2 separate regions of the Homo sapiens genome follow, and region 2 is linked to region 1. Evidence: chromatin loops called from intact Hi-C (ENCODE). Cell type or tissue: mammary epithelial cell. All regions are shown on one strand.

Region 1 (8,000 bases):
GCACATATTCTAGACCTGTGGAGTGTTTATAATACTTATTAACGTTGACTTAAACACTTCCTTTGGGACGGGCGTGGTGGCTCACGCCTGTAATCCCAGCATTTTGGGAGGCCGAGGCGGGCGGATCACATGAGGTTAGGAGTTTGAGACCAGGCTGGCCAACATGGTAAAACCCCGTCTCTATTAAAAATACAAAAATTAGCCGGGTGCCTGTAATTCCAGCTACTTGGGAGGCTAAGGCATGAGACTCAGTTGACCCCGGGAGGTGGAGGTTGCAGTGAGCCGAGATCATGCCATTGCACTCCAGCCTGGGTGACAGAATGAGATCTTGTCTCAAAGAAATAAAAAAATAAAATAAACACTTCCTTCGAAACACCTGCTGGAGATATTCCCAATGCTTAACCTTTGTAGGACTAGCCCTTTTAGAACAGAGAAGGCACTGGGCTGTAAGTTTTGATCTTTTTTTTTTTTTTTTTTTTGTGAGACAGGGTCTTACTCTGTTACCCAGGCTGGAATGCAGTGGTGTGATCATAGCTCATTGCAACCTCTGCCCTCTAGGCTCAAGTGATCCTCCCACCTCAGCCTCCCGAGTAGCTGGGACTACACGTACATGCCACCATGCCCAGCTAATTTTTGTATTTTTGGTAGAGACGGGGTTTTGCCATGTTGACTAGGCTGGTCTTGAACTCGTGAGCTCAAGTGATCTGCCTGCCTCGGCCTCCCAAAGTGCTGGGATTACAAGCGTGAGTCATGGTGCCTGGCCTAGTTTGCTCTTATTTTTTTTCCATCTTTGCAGTTTCTAGGCCACTGGGAACAGGCTGCAGAGCTCAGAGTCCACAGCTGTGAGGCTCCATGTTGCACCATCAAAAAATAAGGTGACGAGAGTCCTGGTTTTCCCCAGTGTCACGGCAAGAGGGGTTACTGCTCACGGGCTACACACAGAGGCACTACCTGACTGCGTCGCTGCTTCAGCTTGATTTTGACAAGGAGGATGAGGCAGACCAAGGAGACCACGACGAAGAAAGCCAGGAAAATCCCCATGTCAAAGTATTCAGTGGGTTGCTGGAACGGAACACAGACACAGTGAGTCACAGCCTCTCTCCAGCCTGGTAAGCGGCACATGGGCTATCTTGGCTTTGTCAGGATAAAGATGGGGTGACCGGGATGAGTTTCCCCTCAATTTGCAGGAAACTCCTGGGGTTCTGCTCACATGCACATGGTGTGCTCCCTAGGCCCATGTAGTGCCTTTGGTGTGGCCCAGGGGGACGCCTGTGGCGATCTCAGCCAGGCCCCCCAAGAGCCAAGGGAACTCTGTTGGTAAAGCCTGTGGAATACTGCAAAGTTGGCTGTAACTGGTAAGAAAGGCCCTTCCAAATCAACACAAATAATCACATTTATAGGACAAAAGAGTGAGTGTCATGTTTTGAGGGAACAGTGATTACTAACCGTATAATTAATGGTTTACAACAACTCAGAAAATTGTATGCTGCTTCCACAAATATCAGCTTCCACTACAATGAGTCATATTTACCAAAGCGCTTTTTTTTTTCCCTTTAAAAAGAAGCCAACAAGTCAGTTCAGCAAACTCCCTCTAGTTTTAGTTCTTACCTTTTCCTCACTGCCTCCTAAAACCTCACAGCCACCTTATCTGGGACCTCCATTTGGCCAATGGGAATAGAGCTTTGCAAAGTGGAAGCTGCATGTAACCGGCTATGTTGTGTATGGGAAAGAATCATCCTACACTGTGAATGTCCCAATATTTGTGAGGAGGAAATAACACCAATATAGGGCACCAGCCCAAGGTTCCTGGAATTCTTCAGCTTGAGGTTTGAGCAGAAGAGGCTGGTTAAGAGTTAGTGGCCAGTAGTGTCTCTTCTACATACTTAAGAGATGCAGATGCTATTCATTTAGCCGTCGAACTCAATCCCAGTTGAAAGCTAACTTTTCCAGACTCAAATTAACTTGGGGAGTTTCAATAAGGTAATCTACTCTACAGGAAGAAGGAAATACAAGCCTTTTTTTCTAGTGTCTAAGCCAGATAGAAGAAGGAAGCCACGGGAAGCCAGGTGCTGGATGCCCCATCCCTTCAATCCTCCTCAGTTTGCCTTTCAGAGGGAGATGGGATGGAAAAGAAAGGATGAGAGATGGCCAAGAGGGAATGCCAGGTGGAAGAGGCCAGAGACATCTTAGCACAAAAGTATCTATTTCTGGTAGGATTTCTCAAATTCACTATAAAGGAACATGAGTAAAATTTCACCCTGGCCTTGAGTCCAATAGCTGATCTAAGCCTGCAGGAACCTGGGGTATGCCAGCATTTCAGACAGAGATAGGAATGAAAGCCCAAGGGAAATAAAGGGACAGGTAGTAGCAGAGAAGGCCCCGAGCCTGTGCCAAATGGTGCGGAGGCTCACTCGAGGAGGGCGGTGCTGGATCCTTGCTCGAGCCACTTTCTGCTTGTTGACGATGTTCATCAGCTTAATGGCATCTGCACCCTTCACATACACCACCGGCCTCTTGAGCGGGTCTTCAGAGCCCTGGTTCAGCTAAGGAAGAAGAGAGGGCTCTGGTTAAAAGGTGCGCTTACTTTAAGAAGCAGTAGAGAGAAAGAAAGGCTGGAGGGAAGGAACACTGAATACCTGTCTGGAATCCTCCAGCTCTTCCAACATTACAGCCTTGGAGCTCCCAGAAGAGCAAGGCTGAGAATGACGCTTGTTTTGGGATGGACTGGGCAAGCAGAAGGCCCAGAAAGGTCTTAGAAAATGCCCCCTGAACCCGGTGCAGTGGCTCACGCCTATAATCCCAGCACTTTGGGAGGCCGAGGCAGATGGATCACAAGGTCAAGAGTTCAAGACCAGCCTGGCCAACATGGTGAAACCCCATCTCTACTAAAAACACAAAAATTAGCCAGGCGTGGTGGCTCGTGCCTATAATTCCAGATACTTGGGAGGCTGAGGCAGGAGAATCGCTTGAACCCGGGAGGTGGAGATTGCAGTGAGCTGAAATTGCGCCACTGCACTCCAGCCTGGGTGACAGAGCAAGACTCCATCTCGGGGGAAAAAAAGAGAAAATGCCCCCTGTGCCCCAATTCCCTGGCTCTTAACCTCGCCCAGTATACCTCCTTTGGGAATTATGTCCAAACATGGACACCTAACTTCAGAAGACAAGAGCAAATGCTCTGAGATGAGGGTGACATGACCGGGACAAGCCAAGCTCACTAAAGGAAGTGCCTTTCTCAGGGAGGCTGCAGTGTTGGCATGGCCTGAGGAGCTTACCTGATCAATAGCTTCTGGGTTTTCAGACACATCAAAGATGACTGCAGTAGCTCCCCGCTGTACTGCTCGCTTGGCCTGCCAGAGTTAAAAAAACAGCAGGTTGGCCCTCTGGTCCTCTTACCTTTTCAAAGTTGGCCTTGGCAATCAGGCCTGTAATCAAATGCAGAATCTGACAGTTACCAACTTAGGTGACTTCAGGGATGTTACTTCACTTTCCTAATCCTCAATTTTCCCATCTATAAAGAAGGGGACTGATGACTAGAGTTAACAATAACATATAGTTTCAAATAGCTAGGAGAAGGACATTCCCAACACAAAGAAGTGATAAATGTTTGAGATAATGGATATGCGAATTACCCTGATCTGATCACTATACCTTGTATGTATTGAAATATTGCTATGTACCCCACGAATATGTACAATTATTATCTGTCAATTAGAAAACTTTTTTTTAAAGAGGACAATTTCACCTACCTTGTATGGTAATCATGAGGTCAGATGACTTATAATAGGGGAAAATACATAATTGATAACTTAACAAACTTTTGTCTTCCTATCCAGCCCAAATACTGAAAACAACCTACACATCAACAACCTGCCCAGTCAGTACAGAGGTATTGGTTTCAGTATTTCCTGTTTCAGAGCCATTGGCAACCAAAGCAAGTGCCTTTGGTCCATCTCATGCGGTTCCTTTTTCCTTCCCATGTCACCCAGTTAGAAGAATATATTGAGTATTTCTGAATGAGTCTCAAAATGGTTAATTTTAATAAGTGACACAAGCTGAAGACCTCTGGAGACACTGTCGGTGGTGGGAGCTGTGAAAAATAATTGTAAATGGGGTTTTGAAGCAGTTGGCTGCCAGACCTGGCTACACATCAAAAGCCACTTGGGAAGTTTGTAAAGCAGGTTTCCTGGCTCAAACCACAGAGACTGATTGAGCAGGGCTGGAGTCAGGCCCAGGAAACTGAGTTGTGTATGCTTTCTGGGGGATTCAGATGATTCAACTACTTGGGGAACTACTGATCAGAGGGATGAGATTAGAATGTTTTAGGAACAAATGAGAAGTGACGGGATTCTTTTTGGGGGAGGTGGGGGAAGGATTCCTTTCCATCCCAAAGAACCTTCTAATTCCATGTCCAGCTAAGGGGACAGCAAGGCAGAAGCTGTGGAAAAACAAGACTTAAGATATAGCATGGCTGGAGTTCGAGACCAGTCTAGGTAACATAGCAAGACCCCATTATCTAAAAAATAACAGAAAAATTAGCTGGGTGTGGCAGGACGTAACTGTAGTCTCAGCTACTCGGGAGGCTGAGGTAGGAGGTTTGATTGAGCCCAAGAGGTAGAGGTTGGGTTGTGATTGCACCACTTCATTCTAGCCTGAGTGACAGAGCAAGACCCTGTCTCCACAAAATATATACATACATACATACATGCATGTCCTGGCTTTTAGGAGCCTGAATCTTGTTAGGGAAGTAAGACACTTCTAATGTGTGTATGTATAGAAGGCAAACCCAGCCTTCTATAAGACGCGCAAATGATGGCTAGTGCTTAGAGATCAACAGAGTTACTATGGGCCACAGTGCTTGAGAAAGAATAAAATTGAAATTCCTTTCCGTAGGAATAATCGCTCTACATTGATGTGGCGTGAGAAAGCAAAGTTGCCCAGAACACAGCTAGACCAATAGCTCCACTGGCCCACTAGAGGGCAGTCTCACCCTATAGCTTTTACAACAAACCAATTCCTTGTATTTAGCACCAAACAGTACCAAAAACAACTTCAGTAAAATCTTCAGTATACTGCAAGTTCCTTGGCAGTTTAAGAAGTTCTGGCACTCTGGACAATCTGTCTTTGTCTTGCAGGGGACCCTTTCTTTTTGAATGGAGATTCAATGCATTGAAAGTCTCTGCCGATTGTCCACCACACCCTGTTTCATCACCAGATTGCTAGGCTAGGAGTCAGGAATGAATCCTGGGAGCTATTCCTGCCTCTGCCACTGGCATGCTGCCAACAGTGGACAAGTCACTCAATTGCTTTCAGCCTCAGCCTCAGTTTCCCCATCTGTTAAAAAAAAAAAAGGCGGTGGGGGATGGCTGGGCATGGTGGCTTATGCCTGTAATCCCAGCATTCTGAGAGGCTTAGGCGGGTAGATCACCTGAGGTCAGGAGTTCCAGACCAGTCTGGCCAACATGGTGAAAGCCTATCTCTACTAAAAATGCAAAAAATCAGCTGGATGTGGTGGCATGTGCTTGTACTCCCAGTTACTCGGGAGGCTGAGGCAGGAGAATCACTTGAGCCTGGGAGGCGGAGGTTGTAATGAGCCGAGATCGCACCACGGCACTCCAGCCTGGGCGACAGAGTGAGACTCTGCCTCAAAAAAAAAAAGGGGGAGGGGGTGCAGGGAGGCCGCCTATGTTATTATGACTAGAGTCCCTTCTAAATTCCCAGCCTTGGTCACTCAAATGAGAAGCAGCAGGCTATCAGAGCAACTCAGAACTACACTGGCCCTGTCACCCTCCTCCAGGAAGAGAGGATGCTGATGACACAGCTGAAAAAGTGTGAGGCGAGAGTGGCATCACTTTCCTCCACCATAGAGCTATCTATCTTTCTATCTATCAGAGATGGGCTTTCACTCTGTCACCTGGGCTGGAGTGGTGCAATCATAGCTCACTGCAGCCTCAAACTCCTGGCCTCGAATGATCCTCCTGCCTCAGCCTCCTGAGTAGCTGGGACTGCAGGTGCCTGCTACCATGCCAGGCTAATTTTTTTTTTTTTTTTTTTTTTTTTGGTAGAGACGAGGTCTCACTATGTTGCCCAGGTTGGTCTTGAGCTCCTGGGCTCAAGTGATCCTCCCATTCCGGCCTCCCAAAGTGCTGAGATCACAGGCATGAGCCACCATACTGGCTATCCATAGAGCTCTTTAGGGACACAGACTCCTCTGCCAGAGGCCAACAGCTCATGGATGCCAGAGTTAATATAATTGTAAGTAGATGCTGGTGTTTTCCGCTTAGGTGGTATCCTAGGCTTTTTCATAAATTCCTTCTCCAGACATAGAAGGGCCCTGAGGAAAAGCACTAAAAATGAGGAAATAAACAGCCCCTCTCATTCCTTTATTTGGCTTTCATTCCACAATCAAGCACATCAAACAGCACCCTCGGGGAAGGTACAATTCAGATAAGTCCAGATCAGGAGCGCGGTACCTGTGCGCTTTGATGCAGGTGCACCTGGAGAGTCTAATGGCCTCAGGATGAAAGGCTGCAGGATCTGGGGTAGGGAATGCCTTCCCAGGAGAGACATGCCTCAGGGAAGCCATTTAGCCACGTGGCCTTCTTAAAGTTCAGGCTTCCCTGCTCCGCCCGGAACGTGGAGGTCTCAAGGACTCAGAGGTTCCGGATGAAGCATGATCCATTTGAGAGACACAAAAGACGTTTTTCACAAAATCTAGGACATGGTGATATGTTTCCTGGTTTTTACAGTGAAGAGGGCAGGTCAGTAATAAGGCAGCTGGTTGTAGTTGCACGGGCCTGTAATCCCAGCTACTTGGGAGGCTGAGGCGGGAGTATCACTTGAGCCCAGGGGTTTGAATCTGTCTCTCTCTCTCTCTCTATATATATATATATGGTGCTTAAATTCCATTTACAGCTTGACTTCCAATACAACCAGGCAAAGGCACAGGATCTAAGGACATACCTTGTTTGAGAAAAATACTTCATTCGCACAGGTGATCTACTTTTAAAATAATATTTAATGTAAACTACTATTAAAATCAGTTTGTATTTCCTGCACACACCAGGACTGGACAGGAGGGGAGCCAAGCTAAGATCCTAAAGGGAACTTGCCTGTCAGAAGCCAGCTTAGGATTTAAAATAGGCCATGAATAACCCATATTTAGAAAAAGACACTTTTATTATACTGTTCTGAAAGGAAATTAAAAAAATACAGGCCAGGTGCAGTGGCTCATGCCTGTAATCTCAGCACTTTCGGAGGTTGAGGCAGGAGGACTGCTTGAAGCCAGGAGTTCAAGACTAGCCTGGGCAATATAGCAAGACTGTCTCCACAAAAAAGTTAAAAACTAGGCAGGCATGGTGGCATTCACCTGTAGTCCCAGCTCCTCGGGAGGCTGAGGTAGACTGCTTGAGCCCAGGAGGTTGAAGCTGTAGTGAGCCATGATTGTGCCACTGCACTCCAGCCTGGGCGACAGGGCGAGACCCTGTCTTAAAAAAAAAAAAAAAAGCAACAGAACATTACTTGGTCATTCTTTGCCCCCTGCCCTTATTTTCAGTTTAAAAATTGATGAGGCATATTCCTTGAACCAATCACTCTCACAGATCATTCACCATTTTAATTACTCAAGTGTAGACCAGAATATTATTTCAAAACAAACCTAGACCCTAATTAGGAGTTCACAGTCTTGTGGCCACCAGAAATCCTATCTTTAGGATCTTTAAGTCACATACTTAACGTCCAAAACTCTGAAGCTGGGGCCCTTTCAAAGAAAGGATGGGAAAGATGCAGCCTGGTGGATATGGTTGGATGAAAGTCACTGGTAAACTGGGCTGTAGCTGGAGAGGGCCGTTATCCCTAAACTGTGCACAGCCTGGAGTGCAAGATTAACAGAAGGGTGTGACTGCAGAACACAGGTGGGAAGTTTTGGCAAGGCCTCCCAGAAGCAGCCAAAGGCCTTGTCTTGCTGCCCTCTATGTGCCCTTCCCCTCATCCCCACCCACAAG
Region 2 (8,000 bases), 110 kb before region 1:
GGGCTCTGTGTGACTGTGGAGGCTGCACATCCATGAAGCTGCCCTGCTGGTGGCAGAGACTTTTCCAGCCCTCCAGGCCCAGTTTCCCTAGAATTCCCCGTGCCCCATGTCGGCGCCTCTCCGCTGTTCTCCCTTTTCCTTCCCCAGTGCCCTCTTACATCCTCTTTTCTGCAAAGTGAGCCAGGAATCTTGGCTGGCGTGGCCTCCCCTTGATGTCTTCAGGGCTATTGGGTTTCCCTTGACATTCATCTGGGGGACTCTGTCTCTTGCTCCGGCATCATTTTGTCCCTCTACTGCCATGGCTGGCTGCACGTGAGGAACCTGGACCACATGGGGCTAGATTGCAAATTGGTACCCCGTGTTTTACCCGTGTTTCTCACACTGGGCCAGCCCACTTCTCCAGCCTCATGCTCTCATGTGCTGAGCAACAATCTCAAGGCATTCTGGGCCCTGACATGACTACGAGTTTTTGAATAGTGTGGCAGAGACAGGCTATATATTCGCTAATTTCATTGTACACAACTCCTGGCCCACTGGAAGACTACATTTCCCAGTGGCCTTTGCATCCAGGTGAGACCATGTGACCTGTAACAGACAATGAAATGTGAGGGAAAATGAAGTACAGGACTCCTAGGCCATGTCCCTCTGCCATGTTTGCTCCCCTGACCTGCCTGTTTGTGACACAGATGGTGGAATGACAAGATGGAAGCAATCCCTTCTTACTTTGTAGTCTCCCTTAGAGGCTACACAATGCCCTTCTCCCAGCCCAAGGGCTCAGGGGATGTATCTAGGGGGATTGGCTTTCTCCCCATTTTCCAAGGCGGGTCCTTGCCACCAGCCTCCGTGTTTTCAGGAAGCTCCGTGCAGCCATGGACATGACATTGGCCACAGAGGCAAAGTCATGGTGGGGGCTGGATGTGGTGGCTCACACCTGTAATCCCAGCACTTTGGGAGGCCGAGGCAGGTGGATCACTTGAGGCCAGGAGTTCGAGACCAGCCTGGCCAACATGGTGAAACACCATTTCTACTAAAAATACAAAAATTAGCTGGGCGTGGTGGCACATGCCTGTAATCCCAGCTATTCGGGAGGCTGAGGCAGGAGAATCACCTGAACCCAGGAGGTGGAGGTTGCAGTGAGCTGAGATCGTGCCATTGCACTCCAGCCTGGGCAACAAGAGCGAGACTCCATCTCAAACCACAACGAAAAACAAAGTCATGGTGGGGCCTTGGACACGAATTCTGCTCTCTGGGCCTCGGCTCCCCCACTGGAAAGAAGGCAATCCCCCAGCCTCTCATGATGGAATTCTGGTCCAGGGGACAGCTCTCAGCTGTCTCTGGCTACATCCAAGGGAAGACCTGACTGTAATCTTTGCGTGGAGCCCCCACAGGTCGGCTCCTCTGACTTGGCATAGTTTGTAGAAGCCTGAAGATGATAACCCTCTGGAAAGAGTTTTCCAATATGAATATGTGGGGATGGGCAGGTGTGGCTTCAAAGTTGTAAAAAGGGTTCAGTCCATCTTTACCCCCACTTACCAGCAGGATGACCTTGGTCTAGGAACACCTGTCTGAAGAAGAGATGTTATCCACCCAGGATTAAGTGATGGCAGCACAGGCTTTATTTCTCCAAGACTCAATTTCCTCATCTATAAAAACTGGAATAGAACTGTACCTACCTCATGGGGTTGCTGGGAGAGTCAAAGGAAATAAGGCACCGTATGTAGAGTTGAGCGGGGAGCCTGGTCCGAGGGTGTTTAGTGAATGCAATGTCAAGATGACCGAGTGCCTGCCCCTCAGCAGCCTTGCTCCTCCCAGCTCTGCGTGCAGGCCCTGGGGCTCCCCCGAGTGGTTTGATGAATGCTAGGGCTGCTCACAGCCCTTCATCTGGAATGGGATGCAGCAGTGTGGGGGCCTTCTTAGGGGTGGGTTCCTAGTACCTCATTTAGAGTTTTGAAGAGGCAGCCAGCGTCCTGTGCGGAGAGCATTCCTGTGCGGAGAGCATTCCAAGGCCTGGAAGGCCCACCAATCACCAAGTTCTAGCACAGGCCCAATCAATCACTCCCACAACCTGCTGCAGACTGGCTGGTGGAAGATCAGACGCCCTGGTTGCTGAGGGTTAATTACCAACTTGGCACCCATTGTCTCAGGGAGAAATTGCAAGAGTCTTTCTCTTTTTGTCTCTTTCCAAAGGCATAAACATCTGTACTGCAAGTGGCCCAGGGGGCCTGGAGATGTTTATTTTGTAGTTAACAAAGAGAAGGACATTTTGGCTTGGGAGCTGAGCATTCTGCTGGCCCAAAGCTTCTGGGAGACTCCCTGCACTGGGAGGTGTCTCCAGGAGTGGCTCAGGGTGGGGCAGGGCAGTGGCATGGGTGATGCTGGACAGCAGAATAGATGTCTAGTCCAGGGCATTGGCCAGGCCCCCTTCCTGGGGGCAAGCAGGGGAAGCAGTGTTCCTCAGTGCTCCTAGTGCGTGCTGGAAACACATGCACCAGCCTTTTAACAGTGCTTCCACTGAGCAGTGTGACAGTGAGAGAGACTTATGTTGTTCTTTTTGTTTTGTGTGCTTTCCAAATTTTTTTTTTTTTTTGAGATGGAGTTTCACTCTTGTTGCCCAGGCTGGAATGCAGTGGCACCGTCTCAGTTCACTGCAACCTCTGCTTCCTGGGTTCAAGTGATTCTCCTGCCTCAGCCTCCTGAGTAGCTGGGATTACAGGCACGCGCCACCACACCCAGCTAATTTTTGTATTTTTAGTAGAGACGGGGTTTCGCCATGTTGACCAGGCTGATCTCAAACCTCTGACCTCAGGTGATCCTCCTGCCTTGGCCTCTCAAAGTGCTGGAATTACAGGTGTGAGCCACCGGGCCCAGCCTCCAAATTTTAAAATAATCCACCTGCACTTTATTTTCAAACTTGCACATGTAATGCATGAATGTAAGAGATTCAAGCCACATATAAATATATCAAATAAAATGTGAAAATGTAAGTGTCCTCACCTTCTCTTTTCCTTTTTGGAGACAGGGTTTCACTCTGTTGCCCAGGCTGGAGTGCAATGGCGTGATCACGGCTCACTGCAGCCTAGACCTCCCAGGCTCAAGTGATTCTCCCACTTCAGCCTCCTGAGTAGCTAGGACTACAGGCACACACCACCATGCTTGGCTAATTTTTATATTTTTTGTAGACACCGGGTTTTGCCATGTTGCCCAGGCTGGTCTCGAACTCCTGGGCTCAAGAGATCCACTTACCTTGGCCTCCCAAAGTGCTGGGATTACAGGCGTAAGCAACTGCCCCTGGCCTCCTCCTGTCTTCTTCCTTTCCTTTTCCAAAGGTGACCACAATAAGAGTTAGGCACAGAACTTGCAGGACTTTGCTGGTGCCTTTGTATACACATACATATATTTCCCTCCCTCTTTTTAAAATTTGGCCAAAAAAAAAAAATTACACTTATGCTTTGTTCTTTGACTTTTTTCACGTAAGATATTCTGATACAGTGTGTGTAGAAGCACTACATTAATTTGTTCTTTTTTTTTCATTGCCTTTGGAGATTATACACCACATTAATTTCAATGGTGACATAGGATTTCATAGTATGGAGGTAGAATAATTCATCTGATCACTTATCTGATAGAATGAGTTCTTTAGAGGGCTTGGTGAGAGTGAGACCTGGGCTAATGTCCAGGTTTAGAGTCAGGACACCTGTGACATTATTTTTTTCTTTTTTCTTTTCTCTCGCAATTTTGCCCAGGCTGATTCTGAACTCCTGGGCTCAAGGCATCCTTCCTCTCAGCCTCCAGAGTAGCTGGGATTACAGGCACGCATCACCGCGCTGGGCAAAAAATCCGTGTAACTGTAATGGAAGGGCTTGAGAGCAGTTGCGGTTCAGGGCTGGCCTTCTTCCGCAGATCTGCAGTCTTACCACGGGGCGGCGCTGGTGAGCAAGCCTGCGCTGGGACGGCTCCTGCAGGAAAGGCGAGGGCGGCAGGAGGCGGCGGCTGGGGGCTCTGCCGCAGCGGGAGCTGGGCGGGCGGGCAGCTCCTTACCTCTGCCAGCTGGGCCAGGGGCCTTAGCCTATTTGTCCACCTGCAGCATTGGGGGAACTATGAGGACATTCAAATTCTGCATTTGTTCCCTTACCTGAAGCAACAGATAAGGAAATCCACTGCAGGCAGGGAGTCGGCAGAAAAGGGTATTTTCACCCAACAGCTAGGTCCCTAAGAAAGTAAAGGTCAATAGATACCTTTATTAAATGGGGTCACATATTGAAGGTCCTGGGGGAAACCAGCTACTTGAAGGAACCAAGTCAGGAATTATTCTCTAAGGAGGGAACTGCCCCTACTTTGTGCATTGTAAACTTGGAGTTTGATAAATAGGGTTCTCAATCTGAAAGGCAGGGCAAATCTGAGGTGCCCCCTGCTCCTGGTGGTCCCCTGAGTTTACTGATAAAAATTGTTAAAATGTATTGAGGACTCACAGGCCAGTCACTGAGCTAAATATTGTACCTTTCTTATTTCATTTAATCTTCACAACAACCCTATGAGAAACTACTGCTGTATCTCTTTTCTTTCTTTTTTTTTTTTTTGAGAGGAAGTCTTGCCGTTACCCAGGCTGGAGTGCAGTGACTAGATCTCGGCTCACTGCAACCTCCGCCTCCCAGGTTCAAGCGATTCTCCTGCCTCAGCCTCCCGGAGTAGCTAGGGAGTAGCACGCCAGGCTGATTTTTTTGTATCTTTAGTAGAGACGGGGTTTCAACATGTTGGCCAGGCTGGTCTCAAATTCCTGACCTCAGGTGATCCGCCCGCCTCGGCCTCCCAAAGTGCTGGGATTATAGGCATGAGCCACCATGCCCAGCCTGTACCTATTTTCTAGATGAATAAATGGAGGTTATAAAGGAGCCAGGCATGGTGGCTGGTGCCTGTAATCTCAGCACTTCGGGAGGCCAAGACGAGAGGATCACTTGAGCCCAGGAGTTCAAGACTAACCTGGGCAACATAGTGAGACGCTGTCTCTACAATAATTAAAAAAAAAAGAAAAAATCAGCTGGACGTAGCAGCCCACGCCTGTGGTCCCAGCTACTCAGGAAGCTGAGATGGAAGGATTGTTCAAACCCAGGAGAGTGAGGCTGCAATGAGCTATGATTGTGCTGTCAGAGGCAATGGAAACAGAGCGACTCCATCTTGAATAGGGGCTGAATAAAATGAGGCTGAGACCAGCTGGGCTGCATTCTAAGGAGGCTGGGCATTCTTAGTCACAGGATGAGATAGGAGGTCGGCAGGACTGGCTTCACAAGATACAGGTCACAAAGACCCCGCTGATAAAATGAGATGCAGTGAAGAAGCCGGACAAAACCCGCCAAAACCAACATGGCTGGTTGTCCTCACTGGTCATTATATGCTAATTATAATTCATTAGCATGTGAAAAGACACTCCCACCAGGGCCATGACAGTTTATGAATGCCATGGCAATATCTGGAAGTTACCCTATATGGTCTAAAAAGGGAAGGAACCCTCAGTTCCGGGAACTCCCCACCCCTTTCCCAGAAAACTCATGAATAATCCATCCCTTGTTTAGTATATCATCAAGAAATAACCGTAAGTCTACTCAGTCAAGCAGCCCATGCCGCTGCTCTCCCTATGGAGTAGCCCTCCTTTATTCCTTTACTTTCTTAATAGACTTGCTTTCACTTTACTGTCAGCTCACTCTTGAGTTCCTTCCTGCTTCAAGCCAGGAACCCATGGGGCACCCCCAGGCTGAATCCCAGTTTTGGAGTTTACCCTGTGACGGTGCCACTGCTCTCCAGCCTGGGCGACAGAGTGAGACCCTGTCTTTAGAGAGAGGAAAAAAAGGAAAGGTTGTGCTTGGCAGGCAGTGTGCCAGAGCCCCAAGAGTCAGCAGGAGGGGTTGGGGGGAGAGTGGAGGGGTGCAAGGGGCGGGGAGGAGCTGGAGAAAGTTGAGCAGATTCTGTCTCCCGCTAGGGCAGATCCCAGCCCAGTAAGTCAGCGCACAGAAGGGCAGGCCTCGCCCGTCTCACAGGACTGAGAAGAAAGGCGAGTTTCTAAGAGACTGGAGGACTCCCTACATGGGAAAGGGAAGTGATTTTAGCCTGTTTGGCTGGGAGTTCGGCTGATGGTTCCAACTCATGGGTATTAGCAGAGGGGAACAAGGAATTGCTGAGGGTGGCAAATTGGTTATAATTAAGAGAACCTGGGAGACGCAAAACAATGTGAAGGCCACCAGCTGTCCTGGATCTGGAGACTCTGTCCTTGGAGCCGCTTGTAGGGGGTTAGAGGGATGGCTCAGGAAACCAGCCGCCCTCCCCTGCAGTGCAGACCATTCAGCAAAGACTGCAGGAGGATGGAGCCTCTCTGCCTGATATTCCCAGGGCCCAGGGGACTGCCCTTGCTCCTGGGTCTTCCTTCCTGCTTCACTGTCACCTTTTCTTCCTCCACAATTTAAATGTACCCATCTTGTCTCTTAGGAAAGCAAACAGGCTTGGGAGTGGGCTCAAATCCTGACTCCTGTGCTTTTTTTTTTTTTTTTTAAGACAGAGTCTTGCTCTGTCTCCCAGGCTGGAGTGCAATGGCACAATCTCGGCTCACGGCAACCTCCACCTCCCCGGTTCAAGCAATTCTCCTGCCTCAGACTCCTGAGTAGCTGGGATTACAGGCATGTGCTACCACACCTGGCTAATTTTTATATTTTTAGTAGAGACAGGGTTTCACCATGTTGGCCAGGCTAGTCTCAAACTCCTGACCTCAAGTGATCCACCCACCTCAGCCTCCCAAAGTGCTGAGATTACAGGCATGAGACATCATGCCTGGCCGGTTTTTACACTTTTTAATTTTGGGGGGAAAAAATCAAAAGAATAGCATTTTGTAGCATTTCGTGACACATGAACATTATATAAACTTCAGGTTTTGGTGTCCGTGAAGTTTTATGGGAACACAAGCGTGACCATTTGTTTACATATTGTCTGTGGCTAATAACAAGGGGAGCTTGGTGGCCCCCATCCCCCGACTCCTCATGGAGTTGCGTAGATGGCTCCAGGGCTTGTTGGAGTCATCCAGGGTCCCAGTGGCTGGCCTGTGGTTCTGGTCAATGGATCTGAGACTGTATAGCCTGCAAAGTCTAAAATGTTTAGTATTTAGCCTTTTACAGAAAATGTTTGCCGACCCCTGGCATAAATGCCTGACAACAGGTGATCAGTAAAATGTATCCTGTTATTCGTATTATTATGACTGTTACTATTATCCCTTCTGGCCTCATTTTAACTTTCAAATAATCATGCTCATGGCTTAATGGAGAGATTCTAAACCTGAGGTCCATGGAAGGGTTTCAGGGGGCAGGGGGTCTCTGGACCCCTGCAGTTTGGCAGATGGGGTCTTTTTTGCAGGGAGAGGCTCCATCCAACCCCTGGTTCTCAAAGGGGTTTGTGTCATCAAATAGGTAAAGAAGTGTAGGTTTGATTCTTCCTTGACCCAGGAAAATCGATCCACACTTTCCCTGGGCTTTCCGGAGGCCATATCCTTGAAGATGAGCTATTTGGGGGCCCACCCACTGCCTGTGTTGGAGGGGCCTGCAGCTCAACAGGAGTAAGGACCCCCAGCTTTGGAGCCAGTGGTCCCAGGCTGAGTCCGAACCTTGGCGGCCCCTGGCTGGACCCCTTCTCTGACCCTCAGTTCCCTTGTTGGGTTGCGGCAAAGATGAATTCGGTAATGTCTGTTGGTCACTTGGCACAGCGTCTGGTACACAGTACGTACTGCAGAGATGGTAGTGGTTATTAATCTTATTGTCCTTGCACATTCAAAAGTGCTTTCCTCAGCTCACTCAGACCCAGGAAAAGCTGCGCCTGTGTTTGGCTGAATTTGAGGTCTGAATACCCCTTGAGGGCCCTTAATCTCTATCTTAGGTACCAGCAACTAAGGCAAGTCCACTAAACATTCACATGATCAATATGCAAAGAAGCACGACCCTCAGTGAAGTTTTTAAAAGTTCAGTGACCTC

Evidence for each region. Peaks named below come from ENCODE experiments on the same cell type or tissue, not always from the same donor. Only the 100,000 strongest peaks of a DNase experiment are listed, where the experiment ranks them.
Region 2: a loop joins it to region 1, with 9 times the contacts of the local background. A loop is called at or near these places in 18 of 110 quality-filtered maps.

Annotation. Positions count from the first base shown.
Region 1 is chr22:29,037,842-29,045,841 of GRCh38, reverse strand. ZNRF3 (zinc and ring finger 3) reads right to left here. Exons shown (of 9, transcript NM_001206998.2): 3 at 3,273-3,347; 4 at 2,412-2,543; 5 at 952-1,062. Among named protein-coding and RNA genes, the nearest start is that of ZNRF3-AS1, 10 kb to the right of the region's middle. RefSeq lists an enhancer at 707-1,001 and a silencer at 707-1,001. In mammary epithelial cell, a CTCF peak has its summit at 4,974 (motif pointing right); a DNase peak (open chromatin) is centred at 5,081; H3K27ac peaks cover 1,165 bases.
Region 2 is chr22:29,150,547-29,158,546 of GRCh38, reverse strand. It overlaps a transcript of KREMEN1 not described here. Among named protein-coding and RNA genes, the nearest start is that of EMID1, 51 kb to the left of the region's middle. RefSeq lists an enhancer at 5,903-6,686. In mammary epithelial cell, a CTCF peak has its summit at 3,919; no DNase peak of the experiment used is centred here.